2 separate regions of the Homo sapiens genome follow, and region 1 is linked to region 2. The links are chromatin contacts, found by Hi-C or POLR2A ChIA-PET in ENCODE. All regions are on one chromosome and are shown on one strand. Each heading gives the region's core, a stretch centred on a gene start or an enhancer-like site at or near the end of the contact. The rest is flanking DNA. Distances are from core to core; before and after follow the strand shown. Region 1 holds the start of B3GNT7 (UDP-GlcNAc:betaGal beta-1,3-N-acetylglucosaminyltransferase 7). Region 2 has its middle 32 kb from the start of LINC01907.

The links. A loop is a pair of places that touch in the nucleus more often than their neighbours do. ChIA-PET counts read pairs that join two places held with the same protein, here RNA polymerase II (POLR2A). Pooled maps may share reads with other maps.
Region 1: a pooled map shows a loop between it and region 2 (4-fold over the local background). The contact joins the promoter of B3GNT7 here to the enhancer-like site in region 2. A Hi-C loop is called at or near these places in 2 of 37 single-sample maps with no recorded cell type and 2 of 50 pooled maps. POLR2A ChIA-PET finds 5 or more read pairs at or near these places in 1 of 52 experiments (GM10248).

What each region holds. Positions count from the first base shown.
Region 1 is chr2:231,394,281-231,397,696 of GRCh38, reverse strand. It overlaps B3GNT7 (UDP-GlcNAc:betaGal beta-1,3-N-acetylglucosaminyltransferase 7), which reads right to left and starts at 1,987. Exons shown (of 2, transcript NM_145236.3): 1 at 1,883-1,987. The coding sequence starts at 1,893. RefSeq lists enhancers at 376-445, 1-587, 2,856-2,905, 3,201-3,416 and a silencer at 1,836-2,305.
Region 2 is chr2:230,666,432-230,670,093 of GRCh38, reverse strand. No RefSeq gene overlaps it. Among named protein-coding and RNA genes, the nearest start is that of LINC01907, 32 kb to the left of the region's middle. RefSeq lists enhancers at 987-1,126, 1,327-1,546, 1,927-2,006, 2,027-2,076, 2,117-2,596 and 2 more. Within about 2 kb of position 1,718, at least 14 of the 41 ENCODE cell types and tissues checked have a DNase peak (open chromatin) inside an H3K27ac peak, as active enhancers do.

The DNA of each region.
Region 1 (3,416 bases), core at 738-3,237, 730 kb before region 2:
AAAAGATGAGCCCAGGGCTCTCCTGGCGCCCCCCTTGGGAGGCTGGGTGGTCCCAGACGGGCAAGTGGACCTGGGCACAGGCTCAGTCCCGGAGTCCCTAAGCTGTCAGGGTAGGGTCCCGCTTCCTCTCCCACCCTGCCCTTTCTTTCTCCCACCCTGCCCTCTCCTCAAGGAGCACTGTGGAATCAGGCCCTGACGCTTACAAGCTGAATGAGTGGTTTACAACCACTCTGAGCCACGATTTCTTCTTCCCCCAAATGGGGCTAAAACACAGGATTGGAGTGCTATATAAAGTACCAGGCAGCGGGTGCACAGTTAGGGGAATGCTGTCACCTTAACAGGAGGGCCTCAGGTGGAAACCTCTGCCCTGTTCCCCACGCCTGGAACCCCAATGCCTTTCATTTCCCTGCGGTGTACCTACCCACAGCAGTAGGTATCGGTATCATTAGGTGACTCAGAGCCAGAGTCATTGAGAGGGCACCCTCTGATCCTCTGTGCCGCCCGGGAGCTCCATCACATGTGGGGCACATTGGAGAGTGGCTCGAGCTTGGGACCTGAGGAAGACTGGCCCTCCTCCCCCTTCTCCAGTCTGTCTCACCCAACAAAGAGCAGCCCTCATGGTTGATGGAGGCCCAAGGATGCAGTGAGCACCTCTAGCATGGCACTGCCCCTCACCCCTACCTTAACATCCCCAGCTCATAACACCCCATTAGAAGACATGAGGCTACAGCTCTACTCCCTGGGAGGGGGCACATTTGCAGCTCCAGCCCTTGAGGGACCCTTCTTGCCCAGAGACCCCCCCACCCCAACCCCGGTCCACACCCATTTCGGAAGCAGAAATTAGAGCTCTCTGCCAGGAGTGCTGGTCGTCCCAAGCCCTGGGGCCTGAGCCCCTGTCCTGAAGGACCTCCTCTCTTCATCTCACCCTCCGGGGGCTGCCAGGACACCTGCCCCACCCTCCCCAGTGGAGACCTGGGGGCTGAGAGCTCTGGGGACAGCAGAGTGGCCTTCCAGGGCCAGCCTAGCAGAGAGATGGCGCTGACCTCCAAGGGGGAGGAGCAGGGTGCCAGGAGAGACAGGCAGCCCGTGGAGACGCCTGGGTTGCCCTGAGGGCTGGTCCGGTTGCAGGTCCAGGCCCCAGGGTGAATGCAGGCTGAGCCCCATAGAGCGACATTTTCCCCATAGGGTCCCCAGGTTGCTGGGGCATGTGGTTGGAGGAAGACAGGGGCACCTTAGGTGCAGGCTGGGGGGTGTGACCCAAGGTCCAGCTCTCCGGGGAGGAAACGGAGGGCTCCGGATCCGGCCCTGCCAGCCCTAGGGGTTCCAGGGAAGCCGCCCACCGAGGCCGGGACGGGGGAGGTCGGGGGGTGCACCGGGAAGGCGGCGAGGCCCTGGGCTGCGGGCGCTCCACCTGCCGGGTCCGCTCCATTCGTAGGGAAAGCCCGGGAGGGGCGGAGAGGGGCCGGGCGGGCGGCGGTCCGAGGTCCCGCGGAAGGAAGCCCCGAGAGGAGGAGAGTGGCCCGGACGCAGGGGGCCCTCAGGGGTCTGGAAGGGAGAGGGGACCCAGCTGCCGGCAAGACCTGGGGTCCCAGCCGCCAGGGTCCTGGAGCGGTGTCCAGGGCCGCGGGGCCGGGGAGCTGAGCGCGGCGCCCCGAGACCCCTCGACGTCCCCCACGGGTCCGGGGCCGCGTACCGCGAACATCTCCCGCCGCCGCCGCCGCGCCCGCCCGCCCATCCGCCCCCGGGAAACTGAGGCCGGCGCGGCGCGCGCGGGGGCATCTCCTATCCCGGGAGTCCCGGCGCCCGTCTGTGGCCACGGAGGAGGGGGAGCCCCGGGCCCACGCCCCCGCCCAGGCCCCCGACGGCCCCCAGCCCCACTCACCACAGCGACATGGCGGCCCGGGCCGGAGCGGCGGAGGGGCGAGCGGCTCGCAGCTCTGGGCGCCACGGCTCGGGCCGGCGGGACGGCGGGCGGGTGGGGACGGAGACCGGGCCGCGCCCCCGCCGCGACTTTCCTCTTCCCGGCCGCGGGAGGAGGGGCCGGCAGGGGCGGTGGCCCAGGTGCCTTAACCCCTTCGGCGCCCAGGGCCCGCCCCGCCGCCGCCTGGCGGGGACCACCCCATTTCTCCGAGACGGCCCCTAGGCTCCCCAAGCGCGCCTAGTAGACAGTGCATGGCCGAGGCGGGGCTTCGGAACCCACGGGGGTCACCTCCAATCCCGGGGACGCCTGTCCCTGGCGGAGCCTCCCGGGGCGGGGGGAGGGCGGTCGCCGGTCCCTCCTGTACTTGTGCGAAACCTGAACACCCGGTCCCCTCCAAGACCCTGGGGCACCCCAAGGCCCAGCCATTTCCCTCTGGCCCCATTCGGACTTGTCTTTGGGGCCAGAGGCAGACAGGGTGTCCTTTTCTCCCTCTGCTACCTTCTGCCCCTGCACCTTTCCCCTGACCAGACGGACCCCTTGCCCAGCTGTTGGGCTACCTAGGGCCAGGAGCAAAGCCAGCCACTAGGGAAAGAGGCCGTATGAGACTGGGCTCCATGTCAGGACTCGCCCAGGCCTGTGGCTCTGGAAGCTTTTTTTGTGCCCCCACCATGTCCCTCTCTTCACCTCTGGGGTTCCTCCCACCTCTGAGGGCTCCCCACCACCAAGGGAAGGCCTGTTGGCCCAGCCCTATCTCCTTTCTTTTTTCACTTATCACTCAAAACCCTTTTTGTCCTCAAGCCTTTATTAGTCTGCTTGTGCACATCAGGCCTAGCGGCTCTGGGGAGTGGGCTGACAGAGAACACGGAGAGGGCTTGGTCCAGCCAGGTGACTTCCAGAATCCTCCAGCAGGGAGAGCCATCGCTGGTCCTGTTGTTGCTCAGGTTGTTCTGGTCTTGTTCCGGGTTGAGGTTTCGGTGCTTAGCATCCAGCAGGACCTCCAAAAGGCCCACAGAATTGAAACGGAAGCACGTTGTGGTCCAATCATAACAGCTAACGTCCACTGAGCAGCTACAATATGCCAAACCTGGTTCTCGGCCCATGCATGACTGGCTCACTTAATCCTAGAGACATACGCTATTATTCCCACCTTACAGGGGAGGAAACGGGGGTGCAGAGGGGAACTCCCAGCCAGCTCAGAGAACAGCGAGCCCAGAGTTAGTAAGCACATCCAGGAGGCCTGCATGGCCTGAAGGCTGGCTCTGAACCCTTCCTGCCTGGTCTGAAGGCTGGCTCTGAGCCCTTCCTCAACCTTTTTTCCTTTCCCAGGGACAGCAGTGACATGGAGCTACTTTCCTGCCCAGCACACAGGGAGGCTAGGAGTCCTCAGCTGGATCTTAAGCCCTCGAGGCCAGGGTGAGGAGCCCCTTCTGCCCTATCCTTAAGGTTCAAGGGCCCTTTGGAGGGGGAGGAGAAACTTAAGGTACCATAGAATGTT
Region 2 (3,662 bases), core at 469-2,968:
TCTTATGAGATGCAGCTGAAATATTTGGGGCTGTGTCGTGATTTATGTAACTCACTCTCAAATGTTTCAAATACAGGTAGACAGAGAACAAGGCAAAATCTAAACAGTCGCTGAACATAGATGAAGGGCTCGTGAGTGTTTGCTGTACTATTCTTTCCATATTTTCTATGTGTTTGGAAATTCTCAAATAAAACAATAGGAAAAACTCATTGAAACATAGGGAGGAAAATGGGGTAAGAGGAGAAAGCCCCCCTTCCCTGCTGGCCTTTTCAGGCTCTAGCCTGGGGCATGTCTCATTTGATGCCTGGAGCTGACGAGTTTCCCCTTTTTCTTGTTATTGGCATACTTCAGGGAGTTCTTCAAAACTTGGTCATTTTGGCTGTTCACCAAAGGCCTCTGATTTCCACTCTCTGTGTGGGGGCCCCTCTCTGCCTCTGGTTGACTTCATTCTCAGCCTGTCGGACTTCCCGAGGCTCCACTAGACTCTGTCCTGGCTGTCATGACAACAGCGGCAGAGTCCCTGGAGAAGGCTGATGGGCGATGGGAAGGCTCTTACATCTAGGAGTTCTAGATGTATGTTTTTTTGGAGGCATGTCCCATAAACCTCGGGAATTCCTGAGCAAGTGCGTGTGTTGGGCCAAGGGCTGGGGAGCTGGGCCAGCGGTCCAGGTCCCTCTCCTCAACAAAAGGAAATGGATTTGTACTGGACTTCTTGAGGAGATCTAATGTCAATCCCAATAAGCTGTCTTCCTGATGGAGTTTCAAGGGTAATTTAAACTCTGAACTCTTTTAACCTTATTTGCTAACTTTAGACCTAACCTGCATGTAGCATGCTGTCACTGTGTAATAAAACGCTCATTCATTCATTCCACCCACACTTACCAAGGGCTTATTTTGAGCTAAGCACTGTGCCAGGGCTGGGGACACAGGGCTGTACTGTGGTTTCCAACCACAGTTACCCCACACACTGAGAAAGGGAGAGCTCTCTTTGTGAGGTGGTGGTCGGGGCAGATTTCCTGGGATGGGTGGGCCTGGGGCAGGTCAAAGAGAAATTGAAATTGGACAGAAAAAGGAGCTTTTTGGAGGGATGAGGGGGCATCATGAGTAAAGACAGCCTCTGCTCCATGTGCATTCTCTGGCATGGTGGAGATTAGTAGGCCTCAGTCAGGCTGAGAAAAACCTAAAATTAGCCTGACCAGCTGGGCCTGGGCTGTGTGGGACTCTCCCTCACCCCCCTTGCCTTCTCAGGTTTCAGAAAGCCCGAGTATGTGCAGGAACAGCATGCTTTGCCCAGGTCGTGGCAGGCAGATCAGGGCACCTGGGGCCGGGCCGGGCAGAGGGTGCAGCTCCCAGCAGGGATGTTGTCTTTTATACGGGTTCCCCAATTCTGCAGGCCTGGCAAGAGGGAAGGGGGAGACTGCCCTTCCCATCTTCTTCTTGATGCCACTTCCTCTTTGGCTTGTTCCTTCCCCTTCCAGATCTGCAAAGCCTGGCAGTGTGGCACTGCCCAGGCCAGCAAACCAGAGACACAGCACGGCAAGCCCCACCAGGGGAAAGAGGCTTGGATGGGCAACTTCCTGGACACTGGGGAGGAGCAACCAGAAAGCCTCATCCTCACCCACTTTACCCTGTTCCACCTTCCTTTCTGATCTAGCCTGAAATTCCCTCCGTTAGTCACCATCAGCAAAACCGCAGAGCATGTGCTATGATCAAGACTTAGAAGTTGTGTGAGAAGCTAATCTCACCTCCAAAGGTGCTGGAGCTGGTCTGAGTGGGTGAGGAGCAGCGGTGCATGGCACCACGTGCATGGTGGTGGGGAAGGTGGGAAAGAGATGGCCAGCCTGGTGGTGCTGGCGGTGGTGGGGGCTGGGCAGCAGGGTGGCCTTTCCCACTTAGTGTCCGTCCCATCCCTACATCAGATATTCATGACTTGTTTCTTCTCCCTAGATGGCACTGTCTGGTACTCTCTGCCTTCTCATCTTCCTCTAGTCTGGGGTCCCTCCTTCTGGGTCACCAACTCCAAGACAGTTTGCAAATGCCAGTCCCCCTATCTGAAACAGTGCTGGAAGTTTCTGGAGCCAGAAGCATTGCTGAGCATGGGTAGTAGGGGCCCAGGAAGGCTTCCAAAGAGATGGGGCTGATGCAGGGCCCCAGAACAAGTTGCCCAGCCTGAGCTCATGGCCACAGTTGCTGTTATTTGCAGTTTTTGGAGTCTTACAATTTGCCCTGCCATGCTAGGCAATGGGTGACCACTGGCCACTCGCAGGCTAGACACCCTCAGATGGGGCCCAGGATTTTAAAATTTGTCAAATTAGATGCCCATTCAAAAACTGGGAGATTTCACGTGAAGTCAGAGTTTCTGACTTCTCTTGAAACATAAGAAGATAGGGCCCCATTTGAGGTGACTAACCAAGCTGGCTTCCTGGGACTCACCCAGTTTAGGCACAGAAAGTACCTTGTCCCAGGAAACCCTGGACAGGCTCCCAGAGCCCTGCAGGGCAACAGTAAACTGGAGTGGACTTGCTCACCCTCTAGGGCTCGTCAGCCCTGTTAGGGGCTAAATTGCACCCTCTTCAAATATGCATGTTGAAGTTCTAACTGCCAGTATCTCAGAATGTGACCTTATTTGGAAAGAGGGTCATTGCAGATGTAATGAGTTAAGATGAGGTCATACTGGAGTAGGGTGGGCCCCTGATCTGACTTCTGTCCTCGAAAAAGGGGAAATGGGAACACAGACACACACAGGGAAGATACCACATGCTGAAGGCAGAGACTGGGTGACGTGTCTCCAAGCCAAGGAATGCCAAAAACGGCCAGCAACCCCCAGAAACTCAGGGAGAGGCCTGGAATGGATCCTTCCCAGTGCTTTTGGAGGGAGCATGGTGCTGCTAACACCTCGATTTCAGGCTTCTGGCTTCCAGACCTGTGAGTCGACACAGTTCCATTGTTCTAAGCCACCCAGTTTGTGTGTACTTCATTACGGCGCCCTAGAAAACCAGTACACGCTCCTACCATGCCCTGCAGTTTTGTCATACATTCACCAGGCCTGCCTGGCCCCAGAGGCATTAGCCTTCTCACTTGCAGAAAATCCCCTGATGAGTTAAGCCAGATGTTGATGAGATCACTCCAGGGGTCCTGAGAGGGAAGGAGAAAGGTGGGTCTGGAGAGCATATGCCCCAGCCCTCAGGGGAGAGAGTGCTGGTGTCCCCAAGCAGCAAGTTCTCCAGTACTCACAGTATCCAGGAGGTGACCAGAGACCTGGGGGTGGGAGACAGGTGGGGCACCTGGGCTGGTACCAGGTGGCCAGCCTTGGCAGAGATCTCCCAAACTGTCGGGGACATTAGGAAACCACACCAGTGAGCTTGGGCAGCAAAGAAGCTGGGGCGACTTTGATGTACAAAAGATTAGGAGCCCTTCTGTGTGTTCAAGGCATCAGAGCCTCCTGGGTTCCGGTGGGTGAAAGGGGAGGTCCCAGTGGAGATGGAAAAGGAAATCTAGGTCAACCTTTCCAAATGACGTTGGCCTTGGAATGCGGTTGATTCAAGGGCAATAAAGAAAGTGTGTTAGGGCTGGGCGTGGTTGCTCACACCTGTAATTCCAGCACTTTGGGAGGCCGAGGTGGGTGGATCACTTGAGGTCAGGAGTTCGAGACCAGCCTGGCC